Linked DNA regions of Homo sapiens: all the other regions are linked to region 1. The links are chromatin contacts, found by Hi-C or POLR2A ChIA-PET in ENCODE. All regions are on one chromosome and are shown on one strand. The core of a region is the stretch at or near the end of the contact, and the rest is flanking DNA. Distances in the headings are between cores, read along the strand shown. Region 1 holds the start of IVD (isovaleryl-CoA dehydrogenase). Region 2 holds the start of BUB1B (BUB1 mitotic checkpoint serine/threonine kinase B). Region 3 holds the start of PAK6 (p21 (RAC1) activated kinase 6).

Evidence for each region. Hi-C counts contacts between places; a loop is a spot of excess contacts on that map. ChIA-PET counts read pairs that join two places held with the same protein, here RNA polymerase II (POLR2A). Pooled maps may share reads with other maps.
Region 2: a loop to region 1 is called in a pooled map, with 10 times the contacts of the local background. The contact joins the promoter of BUB1B here to the promoter of IVD in region 1. A Hi-C loop is called at or near these places in 1 of 37 single-sample maps with no recorded cell type and 8 of 50 pooled maps. POLR2A ChIA-PET finds 5 or more read pairs at or near these places in 3 of 52 experiments (K562 and activated CD4-positive, alpha-beta T cell).
Region 3: a loop to region 1 is called in a pooled map, with 2.0 times the contacts of the local background. The contact joins the promoter of PAK6 here to the promoter of IVD in region 1. A Hi-C loop is called at or near these places in 1 of 168 maps with a recorded cell type or tissue (astrocyte of the cerebellum) and 1 of 50 pooled maps. POLR2A ChIA-PET finds 5 or more read pairs at or near these places in 5 of 52 experiments (AG04450, BJ, MCF 10A and 2 more).

The regions. Positions count from the first base shown.
Region 1 is chr15:40,402,440-40,407,224 of GRCh38, reverse strand. It overlaps IVD (isovaleryl-CoA dehydrogenase), which reads right to left and starts at 1,430. Exons shown (of 12, transcript NM_002225.5): 1 at 1,254-1,430. The coding sequence starts at 1,397. RefSeq lists enhancers at 1-225, 3,515-3,614.
Region 2 is chr15:40,158,629-40,163,413 of GRCh38, reverse strand. It overlaps BUB1B (BUB1 mitotic checkpoint serine/threonine kinase B), which reads right to left and starts at 2,345. Exons shown (of 23, transcript NM_001211.6): 1 at 2,159-2,345. The coding sequence starts at 2,193. RefSeq lists enhancers at 1,190-1,954, 1,962-2,091, 2,112-2,211.
Region 3 is chr15:40,236,517-40,241,301 of GRCh38, reverse strand. It overlaps PAK6 (p21 (RAC1) activated kinase 6), which reads right to left and starts at 2,239. Exons shown (of 11, transcript NM_001395430.1): 1 at 1,500-2,239; 2 at 621-703. The region is part of intron 1 of BUB1B-PAK6 (BUB1B-PAK6 readthrough); the gene reads right to left. LOC107984763 (a long non-coding RNA gene) reads left to right here and starts at 1,601. Exons shown (of 3, transcript XR_001751506.2): 1 at 1,601-1,817.

The DNA.
Region 1 (4,785 bases), core at 181-2,680:
AGCCCCCGAACCTTTGGCTAAAAGGGTCTGATTACCCAAAGAGATTAGAAACGCCTCTTGGCGGCTGGGCATGGTGGCTCATGCCTGTAATCCCAGCACTTTGGGAGGCCGAGGCAGGAGGATCACCTGAGGTTGGGAGTTTGAGACCAGCCTGACCAACATGGAGAAACTCCGTCTCTACTAAAAACACAAAATTAGCCGGGCGTGGTGGTGCATGCCTGTAATCCCAGCTACCTGGGAGGCTGAGGCAGGAGAATCACTTGAACCCGGGAGGCGGACGTTGTGGTGAGCGGAGATCGCGCCATTACACTCCAGCCTGGGCAACAAGAGTGAAACTCCGTCTCAAAAAAAAAAAAAAAAGAAAAAAGAAAAGAAACTCCTCTTGCCAGGAAAGCTTGAGAATAGGGATTGAACCCTTTCCACTTGAGGTGGTTCACGGAAGCTCTGAGCGCTCGCTGGCTATAAACATAAACTACGGAGTTGCTGGGAGGCTCATACCTCCGCCAACTCCATCCAGCCTCCAAGTGAAACCTCAGGAAGGACTCTGGTTCTGCTCCATTTGTAAATACTACTTCGTCTTCTTTTCTATTTTTTATGAGATGGGGGTCTGGCTATGTTGCTTAGGCTGATCTCAAACCCCTGAGCTCAAACAATCCTCCCACCTCGGCCTCCCAAAGTGCTAGGATTACAGGTGTGAGCCACGGCGCCTGGCCTCCAACTACTTCTTTCAAGTACTTGTTCAACTTTTGTGTTTTGACCCAATGGGCTGAAGAGCGACAGGAGAGCTCACTGTGGCTTTTTAAAACCCCCAAACTGTTTATACAAAAAAGACTCCCTGGTGATTACGATGACCACCCAGGTGTGAGAAGCATACCTCAGCCTGTTCAGGTGTAAGTGAACTACATACAGATTGAGGGCCCTTGTGCCACAAGCGGTAGGTAGCCTGGCCAATCCTCCACCAAAACACCATCAGTCTCTCAGGAGCTCTCCCAGCCTCGACTCCTCCTCTCTACTTCCAGCAGTACTGTCCCACGGTCTCAAATCTTCACTCCACAGACGTGAGGCCGAGGTCAGAGGACTGGACCCGAGGTCGGAGGCCCCGCGTCCCGCCCCCGCGCTGGCGCTCCCAACGGCCCACGGGCAAAAGCCAAGGCTGGGTGGGCGCTGGGCCGATGGGGACCAGGCAGGAAGGAGGCCTTGGGGACCAGGCAGGAAGGAGGCCTTGGGGCCAGGAAGGGGGTCAGTCTCCTCACCTGCCTCTGCTCCTCGCTTAGCCCATTGATTGCATCGTCCACGGGCAAAAGCGAGTGGGCCCGCTGGGAAACGAAGCCGGCAAGCGGCGGCCGCAGCCTCCAGCTCGCCACACGCCACCCCAGCAGCCGAGTCGCAGTCGCCATCTCTGCCATGCACGAAGAGCCAGCGCTGAAACTGAGCCAGCTCTTAGCTCCACCAATCCAGGCTTCGCCGCCCACCAAACCGGCTAGGGGGTGGGCTGCAGCAGCCAATCACCCTAGGCGGCCCGCCGAAGGCGTTGCTGCCCTTGGACCGCACCCGAGCCAATCAACCGTGATCGCCTGCCAGCTTCCAGCCAGTGCAACGGCCGCAGGCCGAGTGGCCCTGCCCCGAACGCTGCAAATGCTGGCGTGCTCCCTAGGATGAGTGTTTTTAGCGGGGTAGAAGAGCAAGTGTTTTTTTCTTTTTATCTCCCTGCGTTGAAATAGCAGCCCCTAACTGCGGAAATCTCTCTGTGGGAAAGCAGAGTGTGGAAACAGCAATCAGAAAACTGCCCACGTACCCAGTAAATTGGTCAAGCATCTCTGGAATAATTAAGATCGGAAAAGTAGTGCTTGCTCTAACGTGCACACTGATCATAACAGAGTACATCTTGCTTTATTATATAACAAGGTTTGTAGATTTAGATTCATGTTTTATGGGAAAGGGGTTATTAAGGAGTAGCTGCCTTCTAGATTGGAGATGCGCCTCGATTTACAGTGGGGTTACTTCTCGATAAACCCATCATAAATGGAAAATATTGTAAGTCAAAAATGCACTTTGAAAATACACTTAGGCCGGGCATGATGGCTCACACCTGTAATCCCAGCACTTTGGGAGGCCGAGGCGGGTGAGTCACCTGAGGCGGAGAGTTTTAGACCAGCCTGGCCAACATGGAGAAATCCTGTCTCTACTACAAATACAAAAATTAGCTGGGCGTGGTGGTGCATGCCTGTAATCCCAGCTACTCAGGAGGTTGAGGCAGGAGAATCGCTTGAACCCGGGAGGTGGAGGTTGCGGTGAGCTGAGATCACGCCATTGCACTCCAGCCTGGGCAACAAGAGTGACACTCCGTCTCAAAACAGAAAACAAAAAAACACCTAACCTACCAAACATCATAGCTTAGACTAGTGGACCTTAAACGTACTTGGAACACTTATAATAGCTTATAACGGCACAATCATGTAACACAAAGCATATTTTATAAGACAGTGTTAGATATCATTTATTGAATATTGTACAGTTTCTATTCAATGTCTATCACTTTCACACCATCATAAAGTTGAAAAATCTTAAGTTGAACTATTGTAAGTTGGGGACCATTTGTATTTAATATGTGTTAAATATTAAATAGTACATATTTACGTATTATACTATATATTAAATAAGATGTATTAAATAGGCTGGGCATGGTTGCTCATGCCTGTAATCCTAGGACTTTGGGAGCTTAGGTGGGAAGATCGCTCGAGGCCAGGAGTCCAAGACCATCCTGTGCAACATAGGGAGACCCTGTCTCCACAAAAAATTTGAGAAAACAAACAACAACAAAAGATGTATTAAATAGTAAATAGTATGTATTTAATACACCAGAATAATAGCAGTCAGGACTTAGAAACACGGGTTCGGGACACAGGGAAAGGAAGAGTGGTGAGGGGAAAGAGGGGAGCTGATGGAATTAAGTCTCTATCCCCTCTCCACTTGCTCTATTTTCCTCCTCCATGTTGTGTCAATGTTATTTTTAAAATTTAATTAATTAATTAGAGATGGGGCCGGGGTGGGGGTGGGCAGTCTCACTATGTTGCCCAAGCTGATCTTGAACTCCTGGGCTCATGTGATCCTCCTGTCTTGGCCTCCCAAAGTGCTAGGATTACAGGCATGAGCCACGGAACCCAGCCAAGTCAATGCTCTTGAACAACTCATCTCAGGTTGGTACCCTGAGTCCAGGAGTCTATGCAATCCCACTACATAGCTGTGGGACTTTCGGCAAGTTTCTTAGATCTTTTCAGTCACTGTTTCATCATCTTTAAAACGAAAATGATACCAACCAACTTTAAGGCTACTATGAGGAATAAAAGAGATTGCATACTTAATGATTCAGCACAGTACTTGGCACATTGCTCTCATTTTTAGATCATTCATACCACATCCAACTTCCCTGCACCCATTCCTCAGCTTCTAACTCACCCCCTCACCATAATTTGAAGTACTACTGAGAAGTTAACACCCGATCATAGCACTGCTTTTTTGTTGTTGTTGTTGTTTAAGACGGAGTCTCACTCTGTCGCCCAGGCTGGAGTGCAGTGGCGCCATCTCGGCTCACTGCCAGCTCCGCCTCCCGGGTTCACACCATTCTCCTGCATCAGTCTCCCGAGTAGTTGGGACTACAGGCGCCTGCCACCACGCCTGGCTAATTTTTTGTACTTTTAGTAGAGACGGGGTTTCACCGTGTTAGCCAGGATGATCTTGATCTCCTGACCTCGTGATCCGCCCACTTTGGCCTCCCAAAGTGCTGGGATTACAGGCGTGAGCCACCGCGCCCGGCCGCTTTTTTTTTTTTTTAAATCAGGTTGAAATTAAATTTTTTTTTTTTTTTTTTTGAGACAGGATCTCTGTCACCTAGGCTGGAGCACAGTGGCACAATCATGGCTTACTGCCATGACTGGACTCAAGCAATCCTCTGGCCTCAGCCTGCCAAGTAGATGGGACTACAGGCACATGCCACCGGCCTAATATATACATCTATACACATATACATACATATATATATATATGTATGTATATTGTAGAGATGAGGGTCTCACTATGTTACCCAGGCTGGTCTCAAATTCCTGGCCTCAAGCAATCCTCCTGCCTTGGCCTCCCAAACTGCTTGGATTACAGGCATGAGCCACTGTACCAGCCCACCTTTATTAGTTTCTTAAATATTCCACAGTTTTATGTAAATACAAGCAATTATGAATATATATTCTTCTTACACTTAACAATGTATCTTGGAGATCTTGGCATATCACTATGTTAAGAGCGTCCTCTTTTTTCTTTTTTTAAAGACTATTCCATTGTATAGATACAACTTAGTTTTTCTTCTTATGAATGAGGTGGAGGATTTTTTCATACCGAAAGCCCTTATTTTTCTGTGGACTGTCAGATCATGTCCTTTGCCTATTTATGTGTTGCACTGTTGGCACTTTTCTTAACTCAAACCTACAATAAATGTGTAGGTTCACTGGAAAAGAATCAGGTCTGAGAGGAAAGACTTTGAGCTTGTTTTGGGCACAATTATGTTTGAAGCGCTTTTGAGTCATCTTAAGAGGTAATGTGGGCCAGGCATGGTGGCTCACGCCTGTAATTCCAACATTCTGGGAGGCTGAGGCAGTAGGATCACTTGAGGTGAGGAGTTCGAGACCAGCCTGAGCAACACAATAAGACCAGTCTCTACAAAAAATTTTAAAAATTAGCCAGCGGTGGTGGGTTGTGCTTGTAGTCTCAGCTTCTTGAGAGACTGAGACAGGAGGA
Region 2 (4,785 bases), core at 1,096-3,595, 240 kb after region 1:
TTAAATAGAGACAGGCCTTACTATGTTGCCCAGGCTGGTCTTGAACCGCTGAGCTTAAGCAATCCTGTTGCCTCAGCCTCCCGAAGTGCTGGGATTACAGGTGTGAGCCACCGCTCCCAGCCTTTACAGATTTTTATTTTACAGTAATTTGTATTCATTCCTTCATTCATTTTCCAACTCACTTATTCTAGTTCGGGGTTGAGGGTGGCCAGAGCCCATCTCAGCAACTCAGAGAGGAACCAACCCTGGACAGGACACCACTCCATCACAGGGAGCATCACATTCACACCCATTCAGACTGGGATCATTTAGACACGCCAATTAACAGGCACATCTTTGGGATGTAGAAGGAAACTGGAGTACCTAAGGAAACCCATGCAGACATGCGGAAAACATGAAAACTCCACATACACAGCAGCCCCGCAATGAATTGATTTTTTTTCTCATCAACATTATAACGAAACGATGTTATACCAGGACCTGCTCTATATTGTGTGAACTCTGTAAAGGTAAGGGCTATGCCATTTATTTTTGTATGCCCATGATCTAATACGAGATATAACACTATTATGCCCTGTTTGTTGAATTCATCTGAACTTTCTTCTCTTGCTCTTAAAAATAGTGAATTACACTATCTCAGTTAAATATCCCAAATTGAGCTAAGACTGCCCCCACTTCCTCCCAGACCTGCTCCTCCCACAGTCTTCCTCTTTCTCAAATAAATGGCAATCCCATTCTTCAGTTACCCAAGCCAAAAATCTTAGTGCCAACTTTGATGCCCTTCTCATACCCCTCAGTCAGTCAGCAAGTCCTACTGGTTCTACCTTCAAAATATATACAGAAATCAACCACTTATCATCATCTCCACTGTTTTCCACCTGGCTCAACTCACTTTTGAGCTGAATTATTTCAATAACCTCTTAACTGGTGTCCCTTGCTTCCATCCTTTGCTGCCTTTAGTGTATTCAACACTACAGCCAAAGTGACCCCATTTAAACCCAAGTCAGATTATGTCTTTCCTTTGCTCAAAACCTTCCAATGACTTTTGATTACAACTAGAGTAAAAGCTAAGTCCTTACAATCTGCATCTTCACCATTTTTACATAATATCCTTTTACTCTTCTAGTTAATTCTGCTCCAGTGACAATGGCCTTGGACATGCCAGGTGCAACTTCCTCCCCTAGCTCTCACCCTCAGCCTTTGTACTCTCCTCAGATATAGAACCTCTAGCTTTTGAGATTCCTTCAAGTCTTGACCAAAGTGACATCTCCTCAGTGAGACTCCAGTGTTCAAGTTAAATTGCACCAATCCCCACCCCCAATATTCACTACACCCAGTTGCTTTATTATTTTTTTTAGTACTGACCACATCTCCACCTAACAGTTTGTCTTTATTGTCTGACTCCCCCACCTTCATCCCATGCCAGAACTTAAGCTTCATGAGGGTTGAGATTTTTGTGTCTGTATATTTGCTGCACTCAGAGCTTAGCCAAAAAAATACTTGTTACATGAATGAAAGAGCCCATGACATAGCACTTATCTAGGTATTGCGGGCACCACAGTGAAAACACATACAGATTTCCAACCTAGAACTGCAATATAGTTTTTTTAATACAAGGAAAAGCCGCAAACATGCAGAAAAAGGCTTTTAGATCTCTATGTTATTGGCATAATTTAGATCTCTATGATATTGGCTAAAGGCTTTCAGATCTCTGTGCTATTGGCATAGCACCTGCCATTTGTTGAGCGCTTATTTGGAAGCAGTTACTTAACAAATACTTTGAATTCCCCCAGAACCACGTAAGGCAGCATTAACATCAGCATTTTCCATACAAACGATTTGCCCAAGGTCAAACAACTAGCAGGTGGCTGAGCTGAGTTACAAACAGACAACATTGCAACTTCCAAACTCTTTGTTCCGCTGGGGTCCCGCAGCCTTCTTCGCTTTGAAGCTGGATGCGGCAGGATTCGCACGTGCCCTCAGTCCACTGCGTTTTCACCTCCACCTCCGGCATTCTACTCCAAAAGGAAGGAGGCTCCGGTGGGGTCTGTTCTGACGGTGCCGATCTCCCCCTCGACTGCTCCGAGCGGAGCCTTCTATTACCTACCAGGCCGTGTCCTCTCAGGCCCAGCCCCCAGCAGCTTTCTCCCGTACCTACCTCAGAGCACCCCCTTCCTTCTTCACCGCCGCCATCCTGCATTCCTGGCTCAGGTCCTCGTCCTGCTGCAGGCCTTTCCTCTGGGCCACAGACCGCCTGGGCTTTCTTCCGCAACCTGCCCTCGGAGCTACAGAAGCGACCAAGGCACGTACACGACTCCCTAACAAACCGGCCACCTCAAGCCCACACCCCTAGCCGCCAAGTTTCAAATTTAACGGTCCCGCGCGGTCGACGTGGCCACGCCCCTCCGCTCCTCCGTGCTCTCGCGTCTCGCCCAAGGCATTCTGGGGCTTGTAGTTTATGCCTGTTTAGTCCGCGAACTCGCGGTGCATAATGGGAATTGTAGTTTTTGGGATTCAATGGCCGTGGAAGTGCAGCAGGCTTAGGCAAAACAAATACCCCCAGGTGCTGTCTTGAGTCGCGGCTCGAAGCCGAGTCTCTGAGCCGAGCGAGGAACACTTAAAGCACCAGAACTTCTTTGCTGTTTTGAGTGTTGGGAGATGTCTCTGAGTGCTTGCACTTGGCGTGACTCTTGTAGGGTGACTACCCCTGCTGTCTGCCCCAAATCTCACCCGTCCGGAGTTCTTAGGCCACTGACCTAGCTGTTTCCTGCCCCACCCTTGAATTCAAAAAGCTGGATTCTAGTTCTGTAAAATCATACCAAATGTGCAACCTTAGGCAAGCTACATAATCTTTCTGACCATCAGTTTTCCTCATCTATAAAGTGATGATACTGTCTTGCTTTCTCTTCTGCTCAGTCCACAAGCAGTAAACACAGCCATGCTATGGTTCCCAAGGTGTTACCTCTTTTCCCCTTCAGGGGACTAGCCTTGACTGACATTAAACTGTTTGTTGCAATTTCAATTTTCTGAGGAAGAAATTGTGATAGCTCAGATGTGACCAGGGGAGTAGAGTCTTTTTGTTTGTTTGGTTGGTTGGTTTTGTTTTAGAGACAGGGTCTTCTTCTTGCTCTGTTGCCCAGGCTGGAGTGCAGTAGCCCCATCATGGGGCTACTGCATTCCAGCCTCCAACTCCCGGGGTCAAGTGATCCTCCCACCTCAGCCTCCGCAGTAGCTGCGATTACAGGCATTAGCCACCTTGAGGAAGGAACAGGGTCATTTAAGAAAGCCCAGGTACAGGGGAGTTCTCCTTTATGACTGTGGGGATGGTCAGAGAGGTGGCACTTCCCAGAGGCAGATGCTGAGGATACTGTCCACTACCCTCTGGTTCTTAGTTCCCAGCTTTCTGTCTTTGTTCATGTTATATAAGTCCTTCTTTCCTCTGAATCATCAGGACTCTTGATTCCAAAGAAGTAGAAATCCAACTTAAATCGGCCTACTCAGAAAAGGGAATTTACTGTCTTTTATATATAAAAGACTTCAGATAAAGCTTAACCCAGGACTCATGTGGACTGGGCCTCTCTCCATTTCTCGCCTCTACTCTTGTTGTTGGCTTATTGTCATTCTCCATTGGGTAACAGATTCACGACTTTATCCTTACAGGTTCAAATTCAGACTTAGGAGTCACCCTGCTTAACCCCTTCCTCCCAAACAGTCACTGGGGATAGTGGATTCAGGGCTTTGATTGTTCAGAACCAAGTCATGTGTTTCACCTTGGGACTGAGAGAGGGGAAGGGGTGATTCCTCATAGGAAATTTTGGTTACTCTTTACATCAAAGTCCTCCACATCCAGGAAGCTTTCCTGGATCATATGAGGTGTGGTGCGTGGGATTCTCTCACTGGCTCATTTTATCTCTTACCTTATGTCAGTACTGGCCTAGCACTTCATTTTCTTTCAACAGGGTGTCCTGTTCATATCTACAGCTTCTCAATTTTGACTATTTCCTACAAACAATCTTGGAAACGTAGTGTTTGGTCTTTTGATCTCAGTCTTTCCTATAACCTAGTCGGATTCCCCATAAACTCTGCTACGATGTAGAATGCATTCAGGCTAAACCCCTTGCTTGTTTCACTACGGGAAAAGAAGGAGGTAGGTAAAACAAAACTCCAAAATGTATGACAGAAGGTACTCTGTGGTTTAATTTGGAAAATGAGTTTTTAGGGATGTCCCATGAACTGATGGGTGGAGCTCCCAGCAAGCAAGGTTTGCCTTTGAGGAAGAGGAATGCTGAAAGCAGCAGGGTTTGTCTGTGGACTTGGGGGAACTGGAGTGAGTGGGGCACAGGATATCCACCTTGGATTGTGACCCTTTGTTGGCCTGGTCCCAAGGACTTACGGTTTTGTGGAGTGAGGGCCTGAGGCAGTGGCCTTAAGAGCTGGTTCTATGTACTTTGGAAGGCTGAGGCGGGCGGATCACTTAAGGTCAGGAGTTCAAGACTAGCCTGGCCAACATGGTGAAACCCCGTCCTACTAAAAATACAAAAATTAGCTGGGTGTGGTGGTGCATGCCTGTAATCCCAGCTACTCCGGAGGCTGAGGCAGGAGAATCGCTTGAACCCGGGATGCGGGGGTTGCAGTGAGCTGTGATCATGCCACTGCACTCCAGCCTGGGCAACAGAGTGAGACTGTCTCTAAAAAGGAAAAAAAAAAAGCTGGTTCAGTGTGATGCCAGCCTCCAACAGCACTGCCTTCGTGCCCAGGCGCCGAGGGCACAGCCTCACTTGGCCA
Region 3 (4,785 bases), core at 990-3,489, 170 kb after region 1:
ATAACTGGAGACCACAAGACGTTAGCCTTGCTTCCCGGTGGGGCCCAGTGCTTTATAAACCCGAGCTCACTGGGCCCGATGTCCCCAAAGCTGACCAGGTCATCCACCCTGCAGCAGGGGTGGGGAGACCAAGGCCTGTGAGGAGTGACCGTGCTTGGCCAGGCAGCTCCCTGAACCTGCCCTGATGCTGAGTTTCAGAGTCAGAATCTGTGCCAGGTCAAACCCAGCCAAAGGGTGTGACTTGGAGCCTGGGACCCAGCAGTGCTCCCTAAATATTTGTGGAATGAATACACAAGGGAAATGTCCCAGAGGTGGTAAAGTGAGAGGGGCCTTGGATAGGGGTGTCCCGGTGGCACTGGCTTGGCCCAGCTGGGGCAGGAAGAGTAGAAACAAGCACCTCTCCCTCTAGCTAGGGAGCCAGAGACCAGCTGGGATTGGACTGTTTCACAATCAATCTGGAAAGAAGGTGGCAGGCCGGGTGGGGAGTGGAGCCCCTTGACCCAGGAACCCACAGCTGTGGAGTTAGCCTCCCTGTCCCAGGTGGGAGGCAGCCTGGACACCTTGGCACCCCCGTCCCTAGCCCAGGAATCCGGAGCACGCAGCGGCAGTGGGGACCTTACCGTGGCTGCTCCTTCTGGGCAGCGGGGTCCTGCGTTCTCCACTGCAGGCTGGTGCTTGTCTCTAGCCCAGGAAGCGGCACTCCCTTCAGGCAAAATAGAAAAAAAAAAAAAAAAAAAAAGGAAAAGAAAACCTCAGTGCTTTTCTCACCCAGCCTCTTCTCTTGAAGGCTCCTGGTTGGTATTGTCCTGCCACTGTGGGCACACAGCCTCCCTCCCTCTGGCAGCTTACTCACTGGTGCCCGCAAAGCTGCCAGCTGTGTGGGGGAGAAGGGACCTCCCCCCTCCTCCTGACACACACTGGGGCATGCCCTGTGGGGACCAGGGGCTTGAGGGTGGCACCCGCTGGGTCCTGATCATGGGGAAGCCGTACCCTGGCCAGCACCCTTCTCACTGAATGTGTCCCTGTGAGCTCAGCAGAGACGCACATGGGTGCTGACTGGCCCTGCATAAGAGAGTGACATGGTTCTTGGTAGGAAGCTGTTTCCTTGGTACCCAGGCCTGCCAGAATGAAGGGGCAGCTGATGGGCTGTCCAGCCCCCCAGTGATGGGCTCTCACCCTGGCCAGCCCCTCCGGACGGCTTCCTACCTGGGCATCTTGCTGTGTCTCTGTCCTGTGCACCCAGACAGGGCCTGGGCCTGCCGGGGCTGGCAGCTGCTCCTCACCCTGCTCAGGCCGTGTGTCTGGCGTCCCCTCTCCCTGACGCCCATCTCAGGGCCTGCGCCCACCCAGCATCAGTTAGGATAAACTCCTGTCAAGCCCCCAGCCAGCTCTCTGCTGGACCCAGCTGCTGTCCCCAGCAGGGGGACGGCACACACACTGGCTTACACACTCTCGCACTCACACACACGTGGGTCCACACCCAACACAGAGCCACCTACCTGCCCAGGCCAGCCTAAGCCAATCCAGCCTCGCTCTCCAAATGCCACTCCGACCCCAGAAGCCACTCCTTTACCGAAACATCCCCGTGGGAGATGAGTTCAGAGCCAGCCCGGGAGGACTCCAGTCAGCTCGGACAAGACTGCCCTTCTGTCCCAACACCTCCAGAGGACACACACAGGCAGCCTGACCACCATATCTGCTATTGCACTCTGCCTGCTGCCACAGCCCCCCGGGCACTTCTGGCCCCCACAGCGTCTTCCATATCTTTAGGGGGTGGCAGCAGACTCACAGCAAGTCCCATCTTCCTGGAGCCCAAGGTAGGGAGGGGAGAGCTAGAAGGGGCGGGACTCAGGTGCAGCTCCAAGTTTCCAGCTCCCAAAATAATCAGATGCAAAGGAGAAGCAAGAACAGCTCGAGGCGGGCGGTGACTCAGTGCTAGTGGGCCGGCTTAGTCACCTGGATGGCTGCTGGCGGCTCCTGGCACATCAGGACGGGAGCAGCGCCCTCCCCCACCTGCCTGGACCGTGGCTGTCTCCAGAGTGTGGCCGCCGAGCCCCGCGCCCAGGGCTGCCTGGCAGGCGAGGCCGCTCCACCCCGCTCCCGCCCATCAGGGCCCAGCGGCCCCGGCTGCGGCGCGCCCCTCCTCCACCGCGCGCCCCGGCTCACTTTGGGATTTCTCCATTAAATCCTCAGGCATCGACCTGCTCGTTTGGGGCGCCGAGCTGCTCCAACGTTGCTTGGCAATTTTGATATCGTCGGGGGTTGCCATGGGGAGGAAGGTGATGTCATTGACACAAAAAACCCACTGAATTTACAAATCAGCTGGGGCTGGAGCTATTTATAAAAACACGTTTTTATCTGCCTTTCTTTGCTGAAGGGGAGGAGGAGGAAGGGCTGCCTGCCGGGCTCAGGGTGAGCCTCCCTGCTGTCCTTCCTACCCTTGCCCTAGAGAAGCCAGACCTCCTTGGCTCACCCCCACCCCCACCCCCCAGAACTTGGAGCTGCGCATTCAGATCTGGCAGGTGCTGGTCTCAGCTGGTTTTGCTTCGAAGGCTGAGAGTGGCACATGGGATGTAAGGCAGGGTGGGTGCTGGCTTCCTGGGCTGGCAGGGACCAGAAACCAGTTACTCAACCGGGTCCCTTTATTTCATTGCCCCTGGTCAGAAACAGAGGCATTTGCTGGTGAGGCAGCTTGAGCTCCTTGATGTGCCCCCCTGCCAGCTCCCCGGAGCGCCAGGTGGAGCCCAGCCTTCCACAGTGCCCTCCCCATCCCTAGCCTCAGTGTCTCCTCCACTGGCTTCTTTTCTTCTCCTAGTGTCCAATCGTGGGCTGCCCAAGCTCCAGGCTTGGTCCCCTGCTCATCTCTCCCCACACTCAGCCACCACTCCATCAAAACACCTTTTTTCTGTGGCTTTGACCATCACCTGGGCAAATGCTTGCCCGAAAACCCATTTTGTGCCTGCCCCACTTCAGGCGCCACCTCTGATGGCCCAGCTCCCACTGCCAGGACCCACTAGCTATTGACAGCCAGAGGGAAGCCTGGGAGTTCTTGCCTCTTCCCGTCCCCCAGTCCCTTATATCCAAGGTGGCACTTGGCTCTACATTTTATTTTTGAAAACTTTCTAACTTTCTTCTGTAGCGAAGCCATGTGGTGTTTGGTTAAAAGTCCAGGCTGTGAGTCTTCAGTCTTCCGCATCTCAGCTCCACTGTTCATCAGTTGAGTGACCTTTGGCATGTTATTGAACCAATTGAACTTCAATTTCCTCATCCATAAAATGGGGATGATTTCACCTGCCTCACAGGGCTGTGGAAATTAAAGGAATAAAGTTTCTGGCACAGAGACTGCTCATCTTGATCCCAATAAACATTAGTTTTTATCCACCCCTCCACTGATGGCAGATTAATCTTCCCAAATCATGACCCTAGGCACCTTCTGTGCAAAGGTCTCAAGCTGCATGCGTAGACATTTTGATTGAACGCAGTGTTAGATGTCATGGCATTAAACATAAGAATTTCAATTTGTGGCCAGGCACAGTGGCTCACGCCTGTAATCCCAGCACTTTGAGAGGCTGAGGCGGGTGGACCATGAGGTCAAGAGATTGAGACCAGCCTGGCCAACATGGTGAAACCTCATTCCACTAAAAATACAAAAATTAGCTGGGCGTGGTGGCACATGCCTGTAATCCCAGCTACTTGGGAGGCTGAGGCAGGAGAATTGCTTGAACCCGGGAGGCGGAGGTTGCAGTGAGCCAAGATTGTGCCACTGCACTTCAGCCTGCGCGACAGAGCGAGACTCTGTCTCAAAAGAAAAAAAAAGTTCAATTTGTGGTCAATATGAAACATTTTCCCTTTAACTAGGTTATCAGTTCCTTTTGGAGAGGAACTCTGTATTTTTCTTCTTTTTGTATCTCAATGTAATTTTGTGTGTAAACTTATAAATAATCCACTTCTGCTCTGTCTCACTAAGGAATGATCCAGGAAATGCAAACTAAAACAAAAGGGATATACCACTCCCTGTCATTATACAGTGAAAAAAAAATGGCAGGTGGGAGAGTGAATTGGTACAGTCTTCTTGGAGGGCAATTTTACAGTCTTGACCAAAATTTCAAAATGTGTATGTACTTGATCCAGCAAATGCACTTCTAGGAATCCAAGTTAAGAAATAGTTGCACATCGGCCTGAAGATATTTGTATAAGAATATTCATGGTAGCACTGTTTGTAACTGCAAAGAATTTGAAGCCACCAAAATGTGCATCAATTGGGCAGATTAATTGGGTGACAGATCTATACAGGATGGTACATCCCCATGCAATGAAGTATCTGCAGCCTTAAAATGAATGAGTTTTGTCAGTCGGTATGTATGTACCAGCTATGTGTGTACCGGTATGCATGTACATACGTATGTATGAGGAAGGATGACCACGATAGTTGAGCAAAAAGACCAGGTTTATCAATGTTAACTTGAAAATGAGATGGCATAATCTCATATAAGTTTTTTTATTTAAAGATATTTCTATATCTGTATGTTTAAACCGCAAACTGTCAATGTGGTTATCCTTGGAAATAGGAGTGGTGGTGAGAGGGGTCTTTCACTTTGGACTTTTTACACTCTTGCATTGTTTCAGTGAACATGTACTGTTGTATTTAAACAATACAAAAGTAAAAATAAAGGAATGTATGTTTTTAAAACTAATAATAGGCCAGACGCAGTGGCACACGCCTGTAATCCCAGCACTTTGGGAGGCCGAGGTGGGTGGATCACCTGACGTCAGGAGTTCGAGACC